2 separate regions of the Homo sapiens genome follow, and region 1 is linked to region 2. Evidence: read pairs that join two places in POLR2A ChIA-PET (ENCODE). Cell type or tissue: MCF 10A. All regions are shown on one strand.

The links. ChIA-PET counts read pairs that join two places held together with the same protein. Peaks named below come from ENCODE experiments on the same cell type or tissue, not always from the same donor. Only the 100,000 strongest peaks of a DNase experiment are listed, where the experiment ranks them.
Region 1: POLR2A ChIA-PET joins it to region 2 with 29 read pairs; 12 of 35 experiments call an interaction of 5 or more read pairs at or near these places.

What each region holds. Positions count from the first base shown.
Region 1 is chr20:33,397,562-33,405,561 of GRCh38, forward strand. It overlaps CDK5RAP1 (CDK5RAP1 mitochondrial tRNA methylthiotransferase), which reads right to left and starts at 3,958. Exons shown (of 14, transcript NM_016408.4): 1 at 3,867-3,958. LOC124904889 (a long non-coding RNA gene) reads left to right here and starts at 4,021. Exons shown (of 2, transcript XR_007067567.1): 1 at 4,021-4,114. RefSeq lists enhancers at 3,669-3,758, 3,899-4,098. In MCF 10A, a CTCF peak has its summit at 3,334; a DNase peak (open chromatin) is centred at 4,010.
Region 2 is chr20:33,663,277-33,671,276 of GRCh38, forward strand. NECAB3 (N-terminal EF-hand calcium binding protein 3) reads right to left here. Exons shown (of 12, transcript NM_031232.4): 3 at 7,408-7,516; 4 at 6,411-6,436; 5 at 6,099-6,196. It overlaps C20orf144 (chromosome 20 open reading frame 144), which reads left to right. Exons shown (of 2, transcript NM_080825.4): 2 at 256-632. The coding sequence ends at 591. ACTL10 (actin like 10) reads left to right here and starts at 3,667. Exons shown (of 1, transcript NM_001024675.2): 1 at 3,667-5,249. The coding sequence starts at 4,222. The coding sequence ends at 4,959. RefSeq lists enhancers at 1-572, 573-1,509, 767-926, 3,360-3,579, 4,390-4,469 and silencers at 337-526, 3,710-4,039. In MCF 10A, a CTCF peak has its summit at 4,810 (motif pointing left); DNase peaks (open chromatin) are centred at 465, 3,565 and 4,795.

The DNA of each region.
Region 1 (8,000 bases), 270 kb before region 2:
CTACCCATCTTGCTACACTGCCTCTTAATAAAGTGAAAACCACTCACTGTCTGAGGGCATCTTCCTTTGAGTTCCTTCAGAAGGAAAGCAACTAATGTGAGGGCATTGTATGCCCGATCAGTGACTCCTTCTACCCTTCAAGAGTCTTGGCTGGATGCAGCCGCTCATGCCTGTAATCCCAGGACTTTGGGAGGCCGAGGCAGGAGGATCACTTGAGGTCAGGAGTTCAAGACCAGCCTGACCAACATGGCAAAACCCCATTTCTACTAAAAATACAAAAGTTAGCCAGATGTGGTAGCAAGTGCCTATAGTCCCAACTACTCAGGAGGCTGAGACAGGAGAATCACTGGAACCCAGGAAGCAGAAGTTGCTATGAACCGAGATCGCACCACTGCACTACAGTTTGGACAACAGAGCGAAACTCCATCTCAAAACAAAAAAAAAAGAGTTTCAAACTACTACCTTCAAACTTTCCACCCAGACCCTCTCACACTTGGCTTAGCAAATAACACAACCTTTATAGAGAACAATTTGCCACTTTCCATCAAAATTACAAGTGTGCAAACCATCTGACAAAGCATTTCCACTCATAATTATCCTGCAGATAAATCTATACACATACAAAATGACCTATGTATAAAGACATTCAGTCTAGGCACAGTGGCTCATGCCTGTAATCCCAGCACTTTGGGACGCTGAGGCTGGTGGATCACTTCAGGCCAGGAGTTCGAGACCAGCCTGGCCAACACAGTGAAACCTCATCTCTACTAAAAATACAAAAAATTAGCTGGATGTGGTGGCACACACCTGTATTCTAAGATACCCGGGAGACTGAGGCATGAGAATCTCTTGAGCTCAGGAGGAGAAGGTTGCAGTGAGCCAAGATCACGCCACTGCACTCTAGCCTGGGCAACAGAGTGAGACTGTCTCAAAAAATAAAAATAAAAGATATTCAATGCAACAGTGTTTCTAATAGCAAAGGAAAGGGAAAGATCTAAATGTTATCAATAAAGGACTAGTTAAGTAAGTTCTGGTGCATCCATACAATGAAACAAGATACAACTGTTAGAAACCAAGGCTGGTGGCCGGGTGCAGTGGCTCATGCCTATAATCCCAGCATTTTGGGAAGCTGAGACAGAAACATCACTTGAGCCAGGAATTCGAGACCAGCCTGGGCAACATAGTGAGACCTCATCTCTATAAAAATAACAAAAAATAGCCGAGCACAGTGATGCACACCTGTAGTCCCAGCTACTCAGGAGGTTGAGATGAAAGGATTGCTTGAGCCCAGGAGATCAATGCTGCAGTAAGCCATAATCGCACCACTGCACTCCAGCCTGGGTGACAGAGTAAGACCCTATCTCAAAAAAATAAAAATAAAAATAAATGAGGCTGAACCTATACATGACAAAGGCAAGGAAGCAATATGCTCCATGCTACCTACATTATACTACTGTTGAATCTGTGGGGAAAGAGGGTGGGAATATTGAGGTACCTATTTGCAGGTACATACAATATCTCTAGAATGCATAAGAAACAATAGTTGCCTCCCAGGAAGACTTAGGTGACTAAGGTATAGGAGATGAAGCCATACTATTTACTTTTTTTTTTTTTAATTTTCTGACTAAGGAAGAATTCTAGGATCACCATATATTTTTACTGGACCCCACATCTATGGCCTACTACACTCCAGCCATGCCACACTTCTTTGTATTAATCTTCACTAGCTTATAGGATTTTACACATGCTGTTCTCTGGCTGGTATTTATCTTCTCTCTAGTGGCCTATGGTACTTTCAGCTTTCTTCCTCTGGGAAGCCTGCTCTGGCCATCACCCCCGAAGTCTAGGTGGGGTCCTCCTCTGGGTTCCCAAAGCTCTATTCTATCTCTCCATCACAAGACTCATCACACTTTGCTGTTAATTATTACTGACACTTCTGCCAGCCCTAGTAAACTGGCAGGTTCCTGCAAGCAGGGAACAAGTATCATTCATTTCTACACCTTCACCATCTCCCATTGTGGTAGCTGCCTCACGGCAGGTGCTAAACATCAGTGGTTCCCAACCTTTTTGGTACTAGGAATTGGTTTCATGGAAGACAATTTTTCCACAGACATGGAAGCAGGGGTGTGTTGAAACTGTTCCACCTCAGGCATTTAGATTCTTACAAGGAGCATGCAATCTTGAGCCAGTGCGGTGGCTGACATCTATAATCCCAGCACTTTGGGAGGCCGAGGCAGGCGGATTGTTTGAGCTCAGGAGTTCGAGACCAGCCTGGGCAACATGGCAAGACCATGTTTATTTGTTGTCTCTACAACAAATTAAAAAATAAAAAATTAGCCAGCCATTGTGGTATGTGCCTGTAATCCCAGCAACTTGGGAAGCTGAGGTAGGAGGATCACTTGAGCCAGGGAGGCAGAGATTGCAGTGAGCTGAGATTGCGCCACCACACTCCAGCCTGGGCAACAGAGAGAGAGAGAACTTGTCTCAAAAAAAAGGAAATGGAATGCACAAACTAGATGCCTTGCATATACGCAGTTCACAATAGGGTTTGTGTTCCTGAGAAACTAATTCCGTGGCCAATCTGACGGGAGGCAGAGCTCAGGCAGTAATGCCAGCTTTGCTGCTCACCTCCTGCTGTGCAACCCGGTTCCTCACAGGCCACAGACAGGTACCATTCTACCACCTAGGGTTAGGGGAACCCTGCTATACACGTGTAAAGAGCAGATGTGGCCCATTACCTTTCCAATGAGATGACCTGCCACATCTGCTACTAGCACTTAGGAGCAATGCCAACCCAGTTTCAAGAGTCAGAGAAGAACAGCCTTAAAGTGTGAACTTTAAAATCGCCCCTTTCTACTCCATAATTGCTGTGTGACCTTTGGCAAGACAAATTTCTGTCTCTGAGCCGCCAATTCCACATGTGTAAAATAAGGATAAAAGCAGCACCTACCACCCCATAAGTGTTATTAAGAATAAGATATTAAAAACCCAACTTGAGATACAGTAAGCGTTCACTAACTGCACATTTACAGCCCACACCCCCTTTCACAGAGAGTATTAGAGCATCCTGGTTAAGAGTATGAACTCCACTAAAAATACAAAACTTAGCCGGGTGTGGTGGTATGCGCCTGTAATCCTAGCTACCCAGGAGGCTGAGGCAGGAGAATCGCTGGAACTCGCGGGGCAGGGGCTACAGTGAGCCGAGATCGCGTCACTGCACTCCAGCCTGGGCGACAGAGCAAGACTCCCGTCTCAAGAAAAAAAAAGTATGGACCCTGGAGTCAGAATCTGACCCCACTGCTGCCAAGCCAGCTAAACCTTAGGCACCTGTCTTAAACTCTGGGAGCCTCTAGATGGGGATAATAGCACCTATCTCCATAAGCCTACCGTAGGATCAAATGCAATAATACAAGCAAAATGCTTTGCATAACGCAATGTAGAAGCCTCTCTGGAGGCTCGAAATTAATTCTGACAGTCGGCAATGAGGCTGGAACAACAGCGTACAACATCCCAAACATTTTATTGGCTGGTTACAATGCGTTAGGCATGGTGCAAAGCATTTTCCGCGAATTATTACCTATAACCCTCATAGCAACCCTGTGAGGCAGGCTGTACTGTCAACCCCACTTCACGGGTGGCGAAGCGAAGCCTTGAAAGAAGTGGAGGTGACCTGTCCAAGGTCACACGGGGTTAGGCGGCGGGGTTAGGGTACGAACCCCTACAGCCTGACGCCAGGCCCCACGCCATAACCACCGTGCCATCCTCCCTCTTGAACACCGTGCGCTTCCCGGGATCCGCGGCCCCTCCTGCCCCAGGCGCCAGTCAAAAGCGGGTGCGCAGCCCACCCCGGCGGCCGCGCTGCTCACCTCCCGCAGCAGCAACAGTGCCCGGGGTCCCGCAGCGTAAGTTCTGCCGGCAAGTCGGATCCCCTCACAGGTCCGCCGCTGCGTTCATACACAAGCGACTTCCGTTCCGCCGCTACTTCAGGCCGGGTCATGCTAACGGAAGTGCTTCCTTTTTACAGTCCGGGTGGACCCAAAGCTCCGTGGCGGTGCTGAACTTTAGGGCAGCCACTAGCCACGGACTTAAGCGGCAATTGAGCTCCTCAAAGTGGGTGAGTGCAAATCAAATGTGCGCTAAATGTCAGATACACTGGATGTGGAAGAAGAAATGTCAAATAGTGTCAAATAGTTCATATATATAATGTTTATATTGATTATGTGCTGCAATAATTGTTGGGATATATTGGATTAAATAAGTACATTTGTTGAATTAGTTTTTTTTATTTGTAGCTATGGTGGTAGAAATATTTGAATTAAGTTCACCTGTTGTTTCTTTTTACTTTTTCAATGTGGCTAGCAGGGGGAAAAATAATATGGTGTGATCATGGCTCACTGCAGCTTCCGCCTCCCATGCTAAAGCAATCCTCCCACCTCACACTCCCAAGTGGCTGGGACTACAGGCAGGCGCCACCACGCCCAGCTAAAATTTTTTTAATTTTTTTGTAGAGACCGGTCTCCCCATGTTGCCCAGGCTGGTCTCAAACTCCTACCTAGGCGCAAGCCATCCTCCCACCTTGGCCTCCCAAAGTGCTGGGATTGTAGGCATGAGCCACCGTGTCCGGTCCTTACTGGGAAATTTTAAGTCACCTAAGAGGTTCACGCTCTATTTCTATTGGAGGGTGCTGCCCTGTAGGTTAATGACTTCCTGATTCACATCTCCAGCTGGACCCTCCCTGCAGTACCAGAGCCATAGCTCAGCTGCCTACTTGACACCCCTTCTTGAGTGTCTGATGACCATCTCTAACTTATACAGAACTCTTCATTTCCACACATGCACCTTCACCAAAAACCTGTACCTGTCATTCTGGCCCATCTCAGTAAATGGCCCAACCATCCTTCCAGGTGCACTAGGAGGAACTGAATGGTCATTTTCTTCACCTCCCTGGATCCCCACATTCTATCTGTCAGTAAGCCCTGTCAACTCTAACTCCAAAATGTCAAATCTGTCTACTCGGTAGCTACAACTACCCAGGCCACCATTGTCTCATCAGAAACAATCACAGTAGCCTGCTAATGGTCACCTTGTCTCCTGAGAACAGTTTCCCACACATAGCCTAAGGGAATTTGTGTTTGTTTTATTAAATCAAATTATATCACCCCTCTCCTGAAAACTCTCCGTGGCAGGCCGGGCGTGGTGGCTCACATCTGTAATCCCAGCACTTTGGGAGGCCAAGATGGGCAGATTGCTTGAGCCCAGGAGTTCTAGACTAGCCTGAGCAACATGATAAAACCCCATCTCTACAAAAAACACAAAAATTACCCCGGCATGGTGGTGGGTACCTGTGGTCCCAGCTACTCAGAAGGCTGAGGCAGGGAGGATTGCTTGAGCCAGGGAAGTTGAGGCGGCAGTGAACCATGACCTCAACACTGCACTCCAGCCTGGGTACCAGAATGAGACCATGTCTTGAAAAAGAAAAAAACAAAAACAGCCGGGCACGGTGGCTTATGCCTGTAATCCCAGCACTTTGGGAGGCTGAGGTGGGTGGATCATGAGGTCAGGAATTCGAGACCAGCCTGGCCAATATGGTAAAACCCCGTCTCTACTAAAAATAAAAAATAAAAAATAGCTGGGCATGGTGCCGCGTGCCTGTAGTCCCAGCTACTCGGGAGGCTGAGGCAGGACAATTGCTTGAACCCAGGAAGCGGAGATTGCAGTGAGCCAAGATCGAGCCACTGCACTCCAGCCTGGGCGACAGAGCAAGACTCCATCTCAAAAAAAAAAAAAAAAAGAAAAGAAAAGAAAAAAACAAAAACAAAAAGCTTAAGAGCTTTCCATTGCCCGTGCAATAAAATCCAGATTTCCTACTGTATCCTAGGGGCCTGCATGATGTGGCCCCTGCTTTTTTTTTTTGAGACGACGTCTCACTCACTCTGTCGCCCAGGCTGGAGTGCAGTAGTGCAATCTCGGCTCACTGCAACATCCGCCTCCCAGGTTAAAGCGACTCTCCTGCCTCAGCCTCCCGAGTAGCTGGGATTACAGGCGTGCACCACCACGTCAAACTAATTTTTGTATTTTTAGTAGAGCAGGGTTTCACCATGTTGGCCAGATTGGTCTCAAACTCCTGGCCTCAAGTGATCCGCCCACCTCGACCTCCTAAAGTGCTAGGATTAGAGGCGAGCACCACCACGCCCGGCTGATTTTTGTTTTTACTAGAGATGGGTTTTCGCCATGTTGGCCAGGCTGGTCTCAAACTCCTGGCCTCAAGTGATCCTCCCACCTCAGCCTGCCAAAGTGCTGGAATTACAAGCATGAGCCACCATGTCTGGCCCCCTGCTTACTTTTACTTCTCCAACCCATGTACTTCTTACCACTTACTTCTCCTACTGTGTTCTTTCTAGTTGACTATACTTCAACTACATAATTTTATCTTGCTCCTTCAATAACCCAAGCAAATGTTTATTTCAGACCCTCTGTCCTTTTTTTTTTTTCTTTTCTTTTTTGAGACGGAGTCTTGCTCTGTTACCCAGGCTGGAGTGCAATGGCGTGATGTTGGCTCACTACAACCTCCACCTCTCGGGTTCAAGCAATTATCCTGCCACAGCCTCCCAAGTAGCTAGGATTACAGGCACGCAACACCATGCCCACAGAGCTTCTCTTCTTACTATTATCTTTCTGGAATGCTCTTCTCCAAAATTGTTTCGTGGCTGGCCCCTTCTCATCCTTTAGGTCTCAGCATAAATATCAGCTCTTCAGAGAGACCCTCTCTGACCACTTCATATAAACTACTCTATCACTTCTCTTATTATTTTCTTCACCATATTTGTCACTATTCAAAATGTTGGCATTACTTATTTTCTTATCATTGCCTATTCCCTGGACTATCAGCTAGGGAGGGACACGTCGTGTCTTGTTCATGGCTTTATCCCCATGATCTACACAGGGTCTGACTCATAGAAGGGCTTAATGAAAATTTGTTGAATGAATAAATGACTGCTTTCTGTCTTAGTTTGGGCTCCCCAGAAGCAGACCTGAGACAAGTATTTTTTTTTTTTTAGACCAAGTCTCACTCTGTTACACAGGCTGGAGTGTAGTGGCCCAATCTTGGCTCACTGCAACCTCCACCACCCGGGTTCAAGCGATTCTCCTGCCTCAGCCTCCTGAGTAACTGGGATTACAGGCAAGCGCCACCACACCCGGCTAATTTTTGTATTTTTAGTAGAAACAGGGTTTCACCATATTGGCCAGACTGGTCTCTAACTCCCCACCTGCGGTGATCCACCCACCTTGGCCTCCCAAAGTGCTGGGATTACAGGCATGAGCTACTGTGCCCGGCTACTGAGACAAGTATTTGAGTGCAGGTAGTTGATTTGCAAAGTAATCTCAGGAAACACTGGTAGGGTAGTAGGGGAGTGAAACAGGGAGGGGAGACAGCCAATAAACATTGTTAACAAGCAACTTTCTTGCAGGCATCTAGGTCTTAATCCTGCTGGAGAACACTGGGAAATAATGCAGAACACTGTGCTGGTTAATTATTTGTGTCAACTTGACTGGGCCACAGGTTGCCCAGATATCTAGTTAAACGTTATTTCTGGGTGTTTCTTGAGGAAGAGATTAGCTTTGGTGGACTGAGTAGAGTAGACTACCCTCCACAATCTGGATGGACATCATCTAACCCCTTGGGGACCCAAATAGGACAGGAAGACAGAGCAAGGTTGAATTCTCTGTCTGCCTGACTGCTTAAGCTGAGACATTGGTCTTCTCCTGCCCTTGGACTGGGACTTAAACACCATTGGCACTCCTGATTCTCAGTCTTTTAGATTCAAACTGGAATTTACACCACCACCTTTCCTCGGTGTGCAGCTTGCAGATGGCAAATTGTAGGACTTCTCAGCCTCTATAATCACTTGATCCAATTCCTTATGATAAATCTCATTCTAGATGTAGAAATATACATATAGTGGCCAGGCACAGTGGCTCATATCTGTAATCCCAGCACT
Region 2 (8,000 bases):
GGAAGTCAGCCTGGGATGGATGAGGGTTTCCAGAAAGGAGGCGGAGTCCGGGGCGCCACGCAGGGAAGGGCGGGCTTCCCCGCGGCCTGAATTGGACAGGGGTCCCCTCCAGCCCTGTGCACGAGAGGATGACAGGACCCGGGTGGACGACAGGACCCGGGTGGACGAGGGTCCCAGGAGAAGCGCGGAGCGGCCCCGGGTCGTGGGCTCGGCCCTAGCGCGCTCTCCCGCCTCACGCCCCTGTTCCACCCCCAGACCAGGATCGTGCTGATTCTCCCCCTGGACAAGCGGCAGCCGCTGGCCAACGCTGGGCAACGGATTGACTACGCGTCCGGCGCTGGGCTGGGCTCCCCGGCGGCACCCAGATTGCGCGGAGCGGGCGAAGGTAGCGAGCGCGAGCCGAGGATGCCGGTACTGCTGCTGCTGCGGCGGCAAGAGGCGCGGCGGCCGGAAGAGGGCGGGGCCAGGGCAGCTCTGAGCTGGCCGCGGCTGCTCTCGCGCTTCCGGTCCCCGGGGAAGGCTCCCCGCGAAGCCGGCCCCGCCGAGGAGCAGCCGCGCAAACGGTGCCGCTGCCCTCGCCCGCAGCTTTAAACGCTTGGCCCGGACCCCGCCCAATAAAGAGTGCGTGGCAACCCTGGCGCCTGCGAACCCTGTCGGAGGCGTCTGGGCGCGGAGTCGGGGTGGGCAAAGCTCAGCCTAGGAGCCGCAGAGGGGTGAACGGGGCGTGATGAAGGCAGAGCCATCGCCACGGTCTGGAGCCAGGGCTGTCTTTTGCTTTCTCCTTCCTTGTGCCAAGGGTCAGAACAGAACCCCAAACCTTGCTACAGTGGCGGGAGGCAGTTTCCTTCCCCCAACACTCCAAATCCAGGTCACATCCTGCCCAGTCTGCAGGCTCAAGGGAGGTGGGCTTGGGCAAACCCAGGCTTGGCCACGCTAGTGAGAGGGACCTGCTTCCGGTAAAGCCTGACATCCCCCCAGCATCCAGAAATCCCTCTTAGGCATGAGGGAGGGTTCCCGGCCAACAGGCACCATCCTGGGTAAGAACAGCCAGGATGGCAGTCAGCTGGGGCAAGGCCTGAGACGTGGATTCTGCCTGGGGACGCACCCAGGAGAAGCTGGAAGCCCTGGGCCTCTCTCTGGCCCCTCACTCCTACACATTGTGCTTGGTAACCCCAAAGCATTCAGGCCCCCCAGTCTTCCCCAAGGCACCTGTCTCCCAACCTACCCTGTCCCATCTCCTTCCCCACGTGACAAAGACTAATTCCAAACCACTTACCTGTCTAGGGCAGCTCACTCCCCTGCTCATAAGCTTTCAACAGGTCTCCATTACCAACAGGGAAAAAGCCCACAGCTTCAGTCTCACTCCCCAAATCACTTAGAAGAAGCCCTGCCACACTTTCTGTGGGCGGGATCCTGCTGCTGCTTCTCCTCACTCTCCCGGGTCCCAAATCCAGCTCCACACCCAATGCCACCCCTGGCCTGCCAAACCTGCAGCCCGCCTTCCTGCCACACTCTGGTGACCAACCTCAGGATGCCCTCTTTTGGGGGCAGATGCAGCAGGACTGAAGTCCCAGCTCACTACAGCCATCAGCCCAGCTTCTGCTGAAGATGCACTTTTGTCACCGCCACCAGGATGAACATCTCCTCCACCTTGCCTGCACCAGGCTGGAGGCTGCAAGAGCTATAACATCACTCCTGCTAATTGTGAGAACTGACTCTTCCCTACCATCCACATGGTTACAATCAGGGTAACCATGTTCTTCCATGGGGCTGCACCTCCTGCCCATACAGTGATTGGCCCAAGCTGGTCCTGTCAGCCCCTCCCCCTAGGACTGTGATTCAGGAGCTGTAAGAGACCATGTTCTCTACTTGAACATGCACAGGCTAAGCCAGCCTTCAGAATAAAAACACAATGCAGGCCAAGCGCAGTGGATCACGCCTGTAAACCCAGCACTTTGGGAGGCTGAGGCAGGCAGATCACGAGGTCAGGAGATCGAGACCATCCTGGCTAACACGGTGAAACCCCGTCTCTACTAAAAATACAAAAAACTAGCCAGGCATCATGGCGGGCGCCTGTAGTCCCAGCTACTCGGGAGACTAAGGCAGGGGAATTGAACCCAGGAGGCAGAGGTTGCAGTGAGCTGAGATCACACCACTGCACTCCAGCCTGGGCAAGAGAGCGAGACTCCATCTCAAAAAACAAACAACACAATGCAGTGCACATCCTGGGTTCCCCACAGCCCCGCAGTCAGATTCTGTTCCTGAAACCTGATTTCACCCTTGCTCTTGATATCCATAACATGTAAGATCCTTTCAATAAAGTCCTTATTTTGGGTTACATTCACCTGAGTCTTCTACCTGCAACCAAACTGGTCCTCAGGAGGATGAGGCTTTGCAGAGACAAGAAGTGACCTCTTTCCTGTGTGGGGGGATTATTACTACCTTTTGGAGGAGAAAACCGAACCCAGAGAAAGATCAAGACTTGCTTAGGACTGCACAGTGAGTCAGCTTCAGAACTGAGTCTTGCTGGGTGCGGTGGCTCACACCTGTAATCCTAGCACTTTGGGAGTCCAAGGCAGGTGGATCACCTGAGGTCAGGAGTTCGAGACCAGCCTGGCCAACGTGGCGAAACCCTGTCTCCACTAAAAATACAAAAATTAGCCGCGTATGGTGGTGCATGCCTGTAGTCCCAGCTACTCAGGAGGCTGAGGCAGGAGAATCACTTGAACTCGGAAGGCAGAGGTTGCACTGAGCTGAGATTGCAACGCTGCACGCCCAGCCTGGGTGACCGAGACTCCGTCTCAAAAATAATAATAATAAAAAAAAGAACTGAGTCTCAAACTGAGGCCCACGTGAATCCATCCGTGGAAGCCCATAAAGGTAGGGCCAGAGCCTCTCGGGGGCTCTTCAGGGAAGCTGCAGATCTGTGATGAAAAAGCTTTTTCTTCAGCACTGGGAGGGGTAGGGGGCCACACATCTGGACAGAGTACATCAGATAATTCTAAGTGGTTTGGGAAAGGAATCAGACTGTGCTGGGCTGCTGAAGCCAGACCCCTGGATGCCAAAATCACTGCCCTTGGCTCTGTCCAGAAGAGAGGATGGGTCCAGGGAGTTGTCATAAGGTAGGGAGCTGCGAAGTGCAGCTGCTGGGGAGTGAGGTCACAATGAGCCCAATCCAAGTTCTTTTCTGCCTTCTGACCAGCCCCTCCCCTCTCCACAACCAGGAACTTCCGTCAAGCCCAGGTGAGAGGTGCCAGGAGGCTGCCTGGGTCCTCAAGGGGGATATATGTCCAAATGGCCTTACCACAAGGCCCCTTCGCCCTCAAAGTTCTGCTCCTCCCGGGGGCTTCTTAGGATCTAAAAGGATCAGTCCTAGCCATCTCGTCAGCCATCTCAGCAAGGGCTGACGGGGCGGAACAGCAAAGCAGAGGCGGGTCCTGAGAGCGTGGAGCCTGAAGCCCGGCGCCAGAGGGAGACCAAGAGGGTGAGATGCGGCTGGAACCCAGCCAGAGCGGAGACTGAAGCCTGAACTAGGGGCCGGGCCTCAGGCCTAGGAACTAGCCACGAGCTGAAAAGGAGGCGGATGGCCCGGACAGAAGAGGCGGGGCTTTCAGACCAGAGGGCGGAGCCAAGAGCTGAAAAGGGTGGTGATTTGGTCCAGAAGAGGAAGAACTTAGGCTCCGGAGGCAGAGCCAAAGGCTGAAGGGGACTACTCCCTAGGACAGAGGCCGGGAGGTATCGGGCCGACGAAGCCGAGTGGCGCGGAGGAGCGGAGCCTTCAGCCCCGCGGCTGGGCCGAGCCCGAAGGTGGCGTCGGTGTCGGGGAGCCGCCGCGTGCACCGGCCGTCCTCCCTGGGCCGCATCGCGGTGGTGGTGGACCAGGGCTCGGGCTTCACCAAGGCGGGCTTCGCGGGCGAGAACCAGCCGCGCATAGTGCTGAAGAGCTCTAGCTTGGTGCCCAGCTGGGACCGGCCGGTGCTGCCCGGAGCGCCGGGCTGCGAGCTGGCGGGCGGCGTGGCGCGGGCGCACCCCATCAAGCACGGCGTGGTGGCGGACTGGGAGGCGCTGGAAGGGCTGTGGGAGCGCCTGCTGGTGGGCGGCCTGCGGGTGTGCCCAGAGCAGTGGCCCGTGCTGGTGAGCGACTCGCCGTTGGCGCCGCCCGCGGGCCGCGAAAGGGTGGCGGAGCTGCTGTTCGAGACCCTGGCAGTGCCCGCGTGCCACATGGCTAGCACCGCGTTGCTGGCGCTCTGCTCCACCGGCGCGTTCAGCGGGCTGGCCGTGGAGGCGGGCGCGGGCGTGTGCCACGCCACGCCCATCTACGCGGGTCACTCGTGGCACCAGGCCACCTTCCGACTGAACGTGGCAGGCAGCACCCTGTCGCGCTACCTGCGGGATCTGCTGGTGGCGGCGAACCCTGACCTCTTGCAGCAGGCCCTGCCCCGCAAGGCCATCACACATCTCAAGAAGCGCAGCTGCTACGTGTCCCTGGACTTCGAGGGCGACCTCCGCGACCCCGCCCGCCACCATCCGGCCAGTTTCAGCGTGGGTAACGGGTGCTGCGTCTGCCTCAGCAGTGAGCGCTTCCGCTGCCCCGAACCCATCTTCCAGCCGGGCCTGCTGGGCCAGGCTGAGCAGGGGCTGCCCGCGCTGGCCTTCCGGGCGCTGCAGAAGATGCCCAAAACGCTGCGGACACGCCTGGCAGACACCGTGGTGCTAGCCGGCGGCTCCACACTGTTTCCTGGCTTCGCCGAGCGCCTGGACAAGGAGCTGGAGGCGCAGTGCCGGCGGCACGGCTACGCGGCCCTGCGGCCCCACCTGGTGGCCAAGCATGGGCGTGGCATGGCTGTGTGGACCGGCGGCTCCATGGTGGCCTCCCTGCACTCCTTCCAGCGCCGCTGGATAACTCGGGCCATGTACCAGGAGTGTGGCTCCAGGCTGCTGTACGATGTGTTCAACTGAGTCAGGCTGGACTGGGGGGGGTGGCACTGCGTTGGGGGACAGCTCTCTATCTAAAGAGTCAAGTGTTTGGAGCTGGCAGGGTCCTCCTGGAGGTTGGAGCTGACTGGATGGGTCACCCCCATACCCTTTCTGGGCCAGGAGAAGGTATTTGGGACCCATGGGACCCTCATTTTGAACTGCAGTTTGAATCTCCCCAACCACTGCCAGTTCAGAGAATGCCAGTCCAGCTGCCTACCCACAGGGCCCTACTTTATGGCAATAAAGGTGATGCCCCACTTGTGTCCATGCCACAGATATGGGAGTTCCTCCAAACCCTCGTCATGTACCATTTGGACATACATCCGATGCCAGGCCCCAAGGGGCGATCCCTTGAAAAGCTACTAAATCTCATGTGAAAGTCACCAGGAGGAGGAGCCCTGTGCCTAGCCATGTGCTCAGGTCATTGTTGACTATGAGTGCCTCAGTTTCCCCTTCTGTAAAAAGTGGGGTCAGGCACAATCCCGGGCCTGCTCACTGCTCCCTCCCCCTTACAAGAGCTATGGAGCAAAGGGAGGTGGAGATATTTCTTGAACACACAAAGGGAAGGGCAGCTTATTTTTTGGAAGTCACCACTCAAGGGCCTCAAGCCCTGGCTATCAGCACTGTTCGAGCTTGTGTATACACGTGTCCACACAAACGCGTGGGTGTTCACGTACCTGCCTACTCACGTATGTCCTCGGGCCAGGCCCTGCCCTGTGAACCTGTGAGCACAGCCTTCCACGCCTAGCCCAGCCCTGAATGATATCCCACCACAGTTGTGATGGGCCAGCAACTAAAGCAACAGCAGCCCCTAGTATGAAGCACCCAGTGTATGCCAGACATTATTCTGGGTGCTGGAAACAGAATAAAACAGACAAAAATCCCTGCCTTCGTTCTCACTGGTCACAGTGATGTATGAAGGGCAGCTCTATTGTTATGATGGTTTACAGATGAGGAAACAGGCCCAGAGAGGTCAAGGGGCACAGCTACAAAGTGGGAGCCAGGATTTGAACCCAAGCCCCTAGCTCTATAACCCTGAGTCAAGACTGTGGAGGATCCCACAGCACAGCAGATGCCCACTGCCTCACAGTGGATCCCCCACCATCAGCCACTCCACTCACCAGCTTGGTGGCATCCATGGCAGCGAGCACTGCACGGTTCAGCGATTCCAATGCAGCCAGCACCGGCCGGTAGACACCCAGGTGCTCTGAGAAGTAGTCTGCAGGCAGAAGAGGTGCTCAAGGGTTCCTGGACCCCCACCCATCTACCCACCCTGGGATTCTGGCCCCCTGGAATTCCTCAGCAGCCAAGCAGGCCTTATATCCTGAGCCCAGCCCAACCTGTCCCATCAGGAGACCAGCAACAGTCCCTTGCCACACGTACCCTGGGGCCCAGGGGCCACAGGAGAAAAGAGCTCCCATGGGCCTACTCACCACACAGTTTTTCTGTTTCTAAATTGCTGCAGGGAAAAGAGAAGGCGCCCTTCAGACCTGGGCCTGGTAAACTGGGACTAATGGGGCCAATGCCCCACATCCCACCCCACCAACTCCCAGCTTAGCCTAACAAGGCCACTTCTGCTCCACCCCAGATTAAGTTGCTCCTGTGGACAGAGTCCTTGCAGGGTTGGAGAATGGGTTCTACTGCCCCCACCAATCACTCTAAGGGCAAAGATTCAGACCCATTCTTGGCTACCAAGAGGATCTCAGGCCAGGGGAAGATGGATGTGGACACAGGCCAGTGAGAAGTGGTCAGAGCTGCGAAGGGGAAGCCAGGTGCAAGGCAATGAAGTCCAGGGACGGCATGGGGTATTTAGTTGTAGGTTAGGGAGGGTTTCCTAGAGGAAGAGCTGCCTAAGTGAGGCCCTGAAGGACAAGGAACTGGGTGGGGAGTCTGGCCAGGAGGGGAGGGGAAGCACTGCAGATGAAGGTTCCAGCCCAAGTCTCAGGAGCCTGAGACTGACCCTCAGGAAAGGGGAGAAGGGAAGTAGAGGGAGTAACAGCGGTTCATGCGTGTGCACCCCTGGGAGCAGGCACGGGAAGGAGCGTGCACACTCCTGCCAAGACGCGTAGATGTGGGAGCACACAAGGGGTAGATGGTTGCGTGTTTATGCACTGCATTCTCGGGTGGAAGCAGGCGGGGCCCAGCTGTCCCCAGGCATCCTCTGGTCCCTGTGGGAAGCGGGAATGGGGAGCTGAGCCATGGGTGGTGACTCAGACTTGGCTATTTTGGGGTCCCAGCTGGAAGCAGTGTAGTGGGCAAGGCTGTAGCTGGAGAGGGGGTAGGCAGGCGGGTAAAGTTGGAACTGAGCCCTGGTACCTTTCTCCCTGCCCCCTCTTCCTCATCCTACAAAAGGAACCAAGGCAGCAGGGGACACAGTGGGGTAAAGACAACCTGGCCTCGCATCTACCCACGGCCCCCTCTCATACTCACTCGGTGAGATGCCCATCAATGCCGCTGAACAGTTCCTGCAGCTCCCCCAGGCTGAGAACCCCATCGGCAAAGTAATTCTGGAATTCCTCAAATGAGAGCTTCCCATCATCTGGGGTGGCAGGGGGAGGACAGGGAGCAGAGGAGGTATCCCTGACCCTGACTGCACCCCTGCCACCAGGTCCAGGGTCCCAAAGGCCTCATAGCATCTGACAACCATCTAGCTAGGTGAGATGGGAGTCTGAGGTCAGTGGGGGGCCTGACTGTTGGGGACAAAAGGACTGGGGTCCTTGAAGGTGTCCAGTGAAGGCAACAGAACCTACTTTGCAGGCACCAAAGGGACAGGGCAGTATGTACATAGCGTTGGGTAGGAACTCAGTAAATGTTTGCCAAGTGAAAAAACAAGCAACAGGCTGGGACACGGCCACATTGTGGCAGGGCCTAGATGTCACCTGGAAGGACTTGGGGACCAGCCTCACTGCAGGGCACAAGGAACCTCCATTCTCTGGACCCAGGACCTTCACAGAGAAGCCACGGGGAGGCAGATGGAATCCTCCTACTAGTTGGAGCCTCTGTAGGCAGCAGCAGGCTGGCTC